Regions from separate parts of the Homo sapiens genome. Here region 1 is linked to region 2. The links are chromatin loops, found by intact Hi-C in ENCODE. Cell type or tissue: heart right ventricle. All regions are shown on one strand. Links, peaks and the distances in the headings refer to the core of each region. The heading gives the core; the rest is flanking DNA.

Region 1 (5,394 bases), core at 236-5,235, 66 kb after region 2:
ATCCTGGCACTTTGGGAGCCTGAGGCGGGTGGATCATGAGGTCAGGAGTTCGAGACCAGCCTGGTCAATATGGTGAAACCCTGTCTGTGCTAAAAATACAAAAATTGAGGCTGGGTGCAGTGGCTCACACCTGTAGTCCCAGCTACTTGGGAGGCTGAGGCAGAAGAATCGCTTGAACCCAGGAGGCAAAGGTTGCAGTCAGCCAAGATCATGCCACTGCACTCCAGCCTGGGCGACAGAGCAAGACTCAGTCTAAAAAAAAAAAAAATATATATATATATATATATATAATATACATGATATATCATGTATATTATATATATATTTATCTGAGTCTCCTAAATGAAGAGAGAGTAAACTGGCAGAGAAATACGCATAAAATAATAATTTGACATTCCACATTGTTGTTATCTATATATAGTGTTTTCCTTGAGGTTAGCAGATGCCAGAATTCCTAGATCAATTAAATAGTGCACCCTTTGCCCACAACTTCCTTTGTAAAAGCTGAATATACAATATACTAACAGATTTTTCAAAATATCTATTTTTCATTTTTAAAAGTATCCCTATTTAAAATGTAGGAGCCTAAAAATATACACAAACCAAATGTTGATTCATTGTAGGAGTTGCATGTTATGATTCCCTCATTGCATCTGGTAACTGCATGTGGTTAGCTACACTTGGTACGACTGGATACAGCTTGACATATTCTGGGATTTATTAAAATGTAAATGACAAAGCAGAAAAGAATGTTCAGACAATTGGATTACTCCATTGACTGAATGTTCCAATACTGTATCTATTTTTGTCAAAGCAATGGTGGTTCCTGCTGTGGAATGCTGAATGGAATATTCCATTGCAGGGCATGGGGAGAACTTGCATAAAAGAAATTGAAACCTAATCATTTAATTTTTAATTCACCTCTCTAAAAGCAACACATTGCCAATACTTGTAAAAGAAATTATGATAATTTTGGCACACAATTATTGGAAGATCATCATTTTCAACTATTTATTCAGTGTCTATTATTGGTTCTGTAACTTCATTCATGAAAACAATGATACATTTGCTTGTTTTTGCTCTTGGCCTTGGCTTGTTTTAGCTATGAGCATTATGTGATGAGCATGAATATCTGTGATATGGCAGGGAATATGCACAATCCAAGAGAGACGTTTTCCTGATAGGAACTGTTCTTATTTATTCCAGAGAAGAGAAGGCTGGGAGGTAGTTGTCTTTAAGGACATGAAGGGATTGAGTTTAAAAGAATGGAGGCCGGCTGTTCTTTCTCTCCACAGGGAACAAGAGAAAATGGGATTAAACTACAGCGTGAGGGATTTGGAATAGAAATAAGAATTTCCCAACTGTGTGGAATCTCAAACACTGAAATCCATTTTGAAGGAAGCATGTGGACATTAGTTTTATTTTGATGCCTTTAAAATATGGAACGGCACATTTTCACTATGTGGTTTTTACATGGATGAAGAAGAGCAGATTTGACGACAGAGTTCCAGGATTCTCTTGATCTATGAGTAGAATCTAAAAGCGATGCATGGTGGTAACTGTGAGAAGTAACTATTTTTTATAGTGGTTATTTTTTAATATGAACTTTTCTCATGGGGACAGAGTGTCAATTTTACCTGTACTGTGAAATGTGAAATGGAATGGAATGGAATATAATAAGTTGGGTGGGGACAGATAATGTGGGAGCACAATGCAATTTTTAATTTTGCCTTCCCACTACCATTTCTGCTATTGAGTTATTCAAGTTTAAAGGCAAAATATCCTTCTAGTGGAGTTTAATATATGTATATTGATTTTTGAATTTGTAAAAATGTGCTCAGGATTCCTGGAGAAATGAGCATCCTCTGTACCCTCGTTATGGGCATATATATGTGTATATATATGTATATGTATATGTATACATATATATATACATATATATATGGATATTTTTAAAGGAGCTGCATTTTCACGTTTGATTAGCAGATTAGCAGAATTATTTGAGTATATGGGATTCAAATTGGTCCAAATTCAATTTTGCTGTTAAAAATTATGACTACAGTGGATATTGGTTGTCTCTTGATTTGAAAATAATTATATTTTCCATTTCCCTGAGATAGTTAGTGTAGCAGGAAGAGTGTTGTGTTAAAATCAGAAACCTGGGGGTCAGGTCTTATCTCAATCATGACCTGGCTGTTTGACCTGGACAACTCAGTAACTGTTAAGTATCAGTTTATATTCTGAGGAATAAACAAAACTGTGTTAAACAGATGGTTTTCCTTCTAATATGCTATCAATTATTGATACCAAAAACTCTCGATTTTCTGAGCTGAGTCTAAGATTATGTTCCCGTAAGTCAACAGTTCTCAACTTTGCCTGCACATTCCAATCTCCAGCGGAGCTTTAGAAAATTCAAATTCCTAGGCCACACTCACACCAACTAAGTCAGAATCTGTCCCAGGTATCAGTATTTTCAAAACTCCCCAGGTGGTTACGATATACAGCCAGGGTTTAAAACTCATGCTTTGGATACAGTGCAGTAAGGAACTGAAATAATCATATTAATGTTATCTATTATGAGTGTGAGAATTGTGTCCATCTTGTTCCTTCCTGTATCCTCAAACCTGAACAAAGTGCCCAGCACGTAGTAGGTGCTCAGTAAATAGTTAATATTTTTAGGAAACTTTGGCCAATTACTAAAAGATATAGGGCATATCAAAGTAGATGGCTGTATCTACTTTAATCATTTTTATGTTCATCTCATTCACTTAATAAGAGCTCAATTCTCTTCTTTTTTTGGTCTGTATAACGTCAAAAGAAAGTGAAATAATAGGTAATATTTTGCTGCAATACAATTCACCTATCCTTAGGATGAAATTTTAAAAAATTGTCTATCACATTCTCTAGAGAAGGGGCCCTTTGGAAGCTAAAGACATGTCTCCTACATGACTTTACACATCTAGGTAAAAATTAAGAAAACTAATTGTCTTTATGTGTCCAGGTGTGATATTCATTCAGCGGACACTTACGAAGTACTTTTGATGCCAAGCATTGTGGTAGGCTATCGTAGACTTTCCTGACCAGGGTTTTATGCTAGAATTGAACCCTAATGCTCTGAGCGTCTTTACCCGTGATGAATTATTTTCCTTCCTTTGCATGTAAAATTGTATTTTTAATATATCATTCTTGGGAGAATTGAGGAAATAGCATTCAAATCATATCTTTGTTCTCTGTGGTTCACATAGCAAACCCCAGTTAAGAAAGGGCTGCAAGTCTGGAGGATAAAATAACAAGCAAAACATAGCATTTATCTTCTGGAGTGGCACTATCCAATGGAAGTTTCTCAGTGATAGATGTGTTCTATATCTGTGCTGTTCAACAGAGTGGCCACCAGTTGCATGTGGCTATTGAGAACTTGCGATGTGAGCAATGCAACTGAGGAACTAAATTTTTACTTTTACTTAATATTAATTAATTGAAATTGAAATAGCCACATATGATGAGTGGCTACCTTGTTGAATGGTGCAGCTCTAGAATCTCATATTCAAATATGAGCACAACACTGGAAGATAAATGCTAATACGAGGTAAGCTCAGAATGACATGAAAGCGCCTAGGTGGGGAAGCTAGTCTTAGCGCTGGTAGAGGTTGGGGTGAAAACTTTCCAGAGAAAATGACTTCTAGGATGGGATGTGAAGGATGAGGGATGGAGTTTGGAAGGTGTAGTGGAGAAAGTACTAGGTAGAAGCTGAAGTGTGTGAGAAAGCCCAGAAGATAGAGGGAACATTAAGAAAAGGCAGGTGGATGGCACGAGCCTAGAATCACAGAGGGGCTGAAGAGTTGATGAGTCCAGAGAGGACTGTTGGAGCCAGGATCAGGGCATGAAGGGCTTTAGGTGTCACGATATCTCAAGGGCAATGGGAAGCCAGTGAAGAGTTTGAAGCCATGGAATAATACAATCATATTCGTGGTTTAGAGAGATTTCCCCGGCTGCCCCTTGGCAGTGTGGAGAGGAAAACTGGAGGCATGGTGCTGTAGTCCAGGTGAGAAATGAGTGTTGTTCTTTAATGCAGTAGCATAGATGGAGAGAAGTAGACATATTTGAACAATGGAAAGAGAAAAAAAATCAAAAGATTACCTGAGTGATTGACCATGGCTGGCGGAGATGGAAGAGACAAGGACCAGACCTTGGTTTCTGACTTGGTAGATGACAGTACCTTTTATTTAAAGGTAACATGGGATCCTTTAGAAGTTGTCTCCACATTTAAATTTTCCTATCACATTAGCTGACTTGTTCCTCGTGGATCTTGAAACTAACTTTGATATACACTAGTGAAAACAAATAAATTATAAGAGCATGCTTTTTCAAGAAATCAACACAAATTCACAGTTGATGCAACATTGCTTTTATTGGGGGTTAGGAACATATGACAAAGTCACATAAAATGTCAACAAAGTCACACTTTGTGCTTGGCTGCTCTTTAAAAAAAAAAAAAAACCCTGTTTATTTATGAACTCACTCAATGAGAACTATGTGAGATGTGGCCAACAATTATCATGCTTAAAACAGGACGGCCAGAGCCATGAGGAGATTGAAGTCTGACAATGCTAGCTAGCTAAGTGGAAATTTACCATTGTCAAATATCAGATACTTCCACACATTTAGATGTTTGTCCATAAGTAGACCCAGCTTAGCTGACTCCTTTGAGAAAGAATTGTGTCTCAAACCTCTGTTATTCAGCTGGCCATATTATTAATCATTACTAAATGCCAGCCACATGCAAAGGGGATGGAAAAGAAGAATGAGATTTGCTCAGTTTTAGCTTTCTGTGGCTGAAGTATTTTTGAGTCAGTTACATGGATACATGAGGATTATAGTAGGAAATGACTGAATATTTTTAAAAACATAAGTACTATGGAAACAGTCATGTATAAACATTCGTGCAGAAGCACTTACAAACATACACTGTGCATAAAGTTGGTTAAGAAGATGCTTGTTAGAAATGATTTATGTAGGTGAACTAAGAATTTGAAATAACTTAATACCATTGAAGACATCATACACATACAACTTTGGACATTATGCATTCTTCTGGGGATGAACCATTGACAACTTCTGGACTTCATTGCTAGCTATTTTTTACATTGAGGTGGGAAACCAAAGAAGTGCAGAACAGAAGCAATCTACTAGGCACAAAGCTCCCTGGTTACTGCCCAGATAGACTGTTTCCACTCATCAAATTGAAGTGCATACTTAATTTAGGAAGGGCAGACCAGTGCAAAAGCTACTGATAGTGAACTGGAGGGCCCGGTTTCCATCCCTTACTCTGCCACACTCCAAAGTTCGATCTTCTGTAAGTCACTCTAAATTTATGGCCTTTAGATTTATTGCCTC
Region 2 (5,394 bases), core at 289-5,288:
TTATATTAGTATATATATACTTATATTAAGTATATATACTTATATTAGTATATATATACTTATATTAAGTATATATATATACTTAATATATATACTATATATAATATATAATATTTAGTTTAAGTATATATATACTTATATTAAGTATATATATACACTTATATTAGGTATAGATATACTTATATTAACTATATATATACTTAATAAACTATTATATACTTAATAAACTAAATAAAGATATATATATATCTGGATATACATATCTCATATATATAGATCTCCTATATATATATAATATATAGATCTCCTATATAATATATAGATCTCCTATATATATATAATATATATCTCTCCTATATATATATAATATATATCTCTCCTATTAATTCTGTCCCTTTAAGAGAACCCTGCCTAATACAATCTTCTACCTTGGCTGCCTCTCTTCCAAATCCACAGTGCTTGCTGGAATGAAGGCACCACAGAGGCAGCCTCCTTCGTTGAGTCCCTGCTCATTGCTGGACAGCAAGCTCTGCCCAGACCCCTCCGTAAAGGAGGGTTTAATCTTCTTTGCCCCATATATTTCATGCTTGTTTCCCCTATCTTCCTCTCACATTATCTCAATAGTAAAATGGTCAGTGCTCCACACACAAACTGATCTGATAACATTTAGTTGAAATGATTAAATTTAGCAAAATATTGGAGTAAAATTATTTAGTTCTGTGATACTATGTGGTTGGATCAAAATGATTTTCATTTCTTTGCTTAGTTCTGTTTTTCTACAGTATCAGGTTACTTAACTCTATCTTGTCAAATATCAGATTTGGGAATGTCAGGATAATAAAAGCAAGTTTTATTATTTCAAGATGGATATTTGGCATTGTGTAGTCATAGCTTATCTGAGATAATATTTTAAGGATTAATATTGGAGCAGAACTAGAAGAAAGACATAGTTATTTAGCATACATGTGACATTTATGTCAAACAAGCATGGATTGAAATAAACCAATTTAATTTCCAAAAGCCCATTGCATTTAGCAGAAAATTTTGCATAATGCATGTAAACCTGTGCCATTGCCCCATAAGTCAAACTCTTCAAATTACTACTGGAGATTTCAATTCAACCCAAGCAAATGCATAGTATATATGTGCTTATATATATGTAAAAATCTGAAGCCTCTGAGACAAAAGTCTTAAGACAATGTAGCAGGTGTCAATTTTTTACCAAGATAATGATGAGAACCCTAAATCAGAATGTTACATACTTAAAACCAATTTGTTTCAGTGGCATATACTCAAGTGTCAAGTATCAAATGCTTATTCAAAGAGAGACCTCATATGTCAGGTTTGTGCAAGACTGTTTCTGTTTATTTTCTTCCTTTAAGTATGCTCTTGTATCCCAAAGTATTTTCTTAAGGCTGAAATTTAGCCATCTGTGGTACAGGAACACAGGACTGGGAAGAACTTGACCCAGTTCCTTCAGGGATTACTTCTTGAACTCCTGAAAACTGTATTTAAAGTGGCTTACAAATGGCTGAGAATTCTTGCTTGATATTTTAAAACCTATGATGGGAATCAGTTTTGGCTTTGAAACCAGGACTTAAGAGTATTAACACTAGGTCCTTCTTCTTAATCACAAGGCAAAAACTGCATGTAAATTTGGTACAACAATGATCGGCCACTTGGAATAAAACTCAAGATGCTGGAAAACATTGATTAGCCTTGAATACCATGTTAAAGGTAGAGTCTTGTTAAGTATACCTACCAATACAGAGCCCTGTAATAGTACCAAACTGTTAAAAGGTAGAGGTGACCATAGAGCCCTCCTCCGTATGGGGAGCTCTGTTACTCTTGGGGTATGGCGTATTATAGTGACTACTGGGTTTCCTTATCAGGAAACTTTGGGTGAAATTTGGCTCTGCCTATATTTGAATCTCAAGCAAGTTACCTTGAGGAGTCAACAACTCTGAGGCTTAATGAACTAAGACAGTGATTCTCAAACTTTTCTGTCTCAGGATTCCTTTATACTCACAAAGTTAGTGAGGACCCCAAAGAACCTTTGTTTATGTACATTGTATCTGTTGATATTTTCCACATTAGACATTAAAACTGAACATTTAAAAATATGTATTCATTTAAAAATAACAATAAACCCACCGTAGACTAACATAAAATATATTTTTATGGAAAAATAACTATATTTTGCAAAAATATTAGAGAGGAGCATTGTTTCACATTTCTGCAAATTTCTTTAGTGTTTAACAGAAGGCAGCTAGAGTTAAGACTGCATTCAATCTGTACTGATATCGTACTTCATGTAGCCTCAGGTAAACACTTCATACTTGAGAGAATGGAAGTGAAAAAGGCACTCATTTTAGTATCACTATGAAAATTGTTTTCACCTCATGGACTGCCTAAAAAAGGGACCACCAGGGGTCCCCACTCCACACTTTGAGAACTACTTTCCTTAGAAATGATACCGAATAATAACAATAATAATAAGCATAGCTAATGTTACTTAAATGCTTGCCCTGTGCTTCTCCCTATTTTAAATGTTTTTTATTATTATCTCACTTAATTCTTCTAGCAACTGAATAAGGTAGATATTATATAGCATTGTCTTTATTCTCCAGATGAGAAAACTGAAGCAGAAGGAAGTTCTGACTTCCCAAGGTCACACAGATCATAAATGATAGAGCGAGGATAGGAGCCCAGGTACAGTGTTGTCATAAAGATCAACAGTATTAGACAACAGTGTGGTGGTGGCAGAGGTGACGGTGGTGATCATACAGTGGCACTGTATGCTATCTAATGTTTAGGAAACACAGGCTATGTAAAATGCTGGGTGCCTTCCATGCATCATCTCATTTTCTCCTCACAACAGATCTAGGATGTACTTTTATTATCATCATCATTTGACAGATAAGGAAACTGAGTCTTTCCTAAGATCATATTTAGTATGTAGGAAAACTATATAAACTCTCTAACTATAAAGTTTTGTTACTACTATAATTAAACATAAAATTATGCTAAGGGCCGTGTGCAGTGACTCACGCCTGTAATCCCAGCATTTTGGGAGGCCAAGGCAGGATGATCACTTGAGGTCAGGAGTTCGAGACCAGCCTGGCCAACATGGTGAAACCCCGTCTCTATTAAAAGTACAAAGATTAGTCGGGTCTGGTGGCAGGTGCCTGTAATCCCAGCTACTTGGGAGGCTGAGGCACAAGAATCACTTGAACCTGGGAGGTGGAGGTTGCAGTAAGCCCAAATCAGGCCACTGCGCTCCAGCCTGGGCAATAGAGCAAGACTCAAACAAACAAACAAACAAACAAAATGATGCTAAGATTAGATGCTGTAATCTGATACCTCATTTAACTGGCATCATAAGATCCAGTTATCTCTGCAGATGTGAATTTCCCAGAGTAGTTCATTTTTACTACTTTGTGGCCCAACTGTTTAAGGTATAACCATAATGATGGAAGAAATCATTATGAGCATCAATTTGGATGCTACGCCTTCCTGTGGAGATGCACTGGAGGCTGTTGAGATGGGAAAGCGTCGATTTCCCGGTCAAATAATTCAAGGATACTCTGCATGCTGTGGCAGTGTTTTCTTTCAGGGTTTGTGTACCTTTCCTGTTTTTACTATCCCCTCCTTATAAATTCAGTAGTATTTTTTTTTTTTTTTTCAGATTTAGCCCTTTTGCCTGATTTTAGCCAACTCTCTTTTTGCTTGCTTGTAAATTATTCCTTCCATTTTGTCCTCTTGGGGAACTAGGCAACCACGTTTGCCTGTACGTATTGCGAGTAAAATAAAGGCAAAACCTATCTGAGTCTATGGACTCTGAATATTTGTTTAGATTGCTCCAAATTCTTCTGCTTACTTCCACTTGATTGGCCTTACTCACACAAATGCAGTTGCTACCTAAGCACTTTCATATAAGTGAGATTTTACCAAGCGATCACAACTTCTGAAAGATGGCGAGTTTTAATGCCATTTACTAGGAGAGTAATTTGCATATGGGCTTTCTTTTCCTGTATTTTTACATTTCAGAGCTCTGCTATTAACTACACTTAAAAAAAATCCTTCAGAGGAAACCAAATATGCCTTGTTCCAATTCCAATAAGGTTGCTTTCAATATTTTGAACTTGTAGTCACGGTTGAGATGACTTAATTTAAAACACATTTGGAAGCGCAACTGAGCCTAACCTATGTAGGTAGCTTCATTATTTTCTTGGAGGGGTTCACTTTCTGTTGTTTTGTTTTTGTCTAAACTCATGGCCCAGCGTTATTTATGTTCTTCTATATCTGAGATGTATCTCTAGTAAAAATAAAATAAAAGGAAAGCCGCTATTGTCAGATTGGAACGAAGTGGTAAAAACAAAAACAGAAAACAAAAATAAAGAACAGGAGGAGCCAAAGTCTGAGAAGAAAGAAACATAAATCATTGTTGTACTAGATTAAAATCAATTCAACAAACAATTATATGCACTGAGGACTGGTCCAAGGGATAAACTTGCAAAGTCTTCTAATCACATCCCTAATAAAACTCAAAGTCTAGGATCTGGCGCCTATCTACCCAGCTAGGCTGCCACTCCTCCTGGCCTTATATGTTCCACAGAAACGCTACCAAAAGCAGTATGAAGCTTCCTCAAAAAATTACAAATAGAATTACCATATGATAAAACAATTCTGCTCCTGGGCATATACCCAAAAGAATTGAAAGCAGGGGCTCAAACAGACACGCATACACCCATGTTCATAGCAGCATTATTCACAACAGCCAACAGAGGGAAGCAACCCGTGTGTCCATCAATGGATGAACAAAATGTGGCATATATATGTAATGGAATATTATTCAGCCTTTAAAAAGAAGGAAATTCGGCTGGGTGTGGTGGCTTTTGCCTGTGATCCCAGCACTTTGGGAGGCTGAGGCTGGTGGATCACTTGAGGTTAGGAGTTTGAGACCAGCCTCGCTAACATGGTGAAACTCCATCTCTACTGAAAATACAAAAATTAGCAGGGCGTGGTGGCGGGCCCCTGTAATCCCAGCTACTCAGAAGGCTGAGGCAGGAGAATCACTTGACCTTGGGAGGCCGAGGTTGCAGTTTGCTGAGATTGTGCCACTGCACTTCAGCCTGGACAGCAGAGGGAGACTCCGTCTCGAAAAAAAAAGAAAAAAGGAAATTCTGATACATGTTACAACATGGATGAATGTCAAAGACATACTAAGTGGCATGAGCCAGTCACAAAAGGACAAATACTGTATGATTCCACTTATATGAGGTACCTAGAGTAGTCAAATTCACAGAGACCGAAAGCAGAAAGATGGTTGCCAGAGACTGGAAGGAGAGAGTGATTGGGAGTGTTTAATCGGTACAGAGTTTCAGTTTTGCA

The links. A loop is a pair of places that touch in the nucleus more often than their neighbours do. Peaks named below come from ENCODE experiments on the same cell type or tissue, not always from the same donor. Only the 100,000 strongest peaks of a DNase experiment are listed, where the experiment ranks them.
Region 1: it touches region 2 in a loop (2.9-fold over the local background); 13 of 110 quality-filtered maps call a loop at or near these places.

What each region holds. Positions count from the first base shown.
Region 1 is chr11:122,084,721-122,090,114 of GRCh38, forward strand. It overlaps MIR100HG (mir-100-let-7a-2-mir-125b-1 cluster host gene), which reads right to left. Exons shown (of 5, transcript NR_137179.1): 5 at 4,383-5,394. Among named protein-coding and RNA genes, the nearest start is that of MIR125B1, 12 kb to the right of the region's middle. In heart right ventricle, for the core only: no CTCF peak of the experiment used is centred there; no DNase peak of the experiment used is centred there; H3K27ac peaks cover 4,040 bases.
Region 2 is chr11:122,018,696-122,024,089 of GRCh38, forward strand. No RefSeq gene overlaps it. Among named protein-coding and RNA genes, the nearest start is that of MIR125B1, 78 kb to the right of the region's middle. In heart right ventricle, for the core only: CTCF peaks have their summits at 2,423 (motif pointing right) and 5,149 (motif pointing right); no DNase peak of the experiment used is centred there.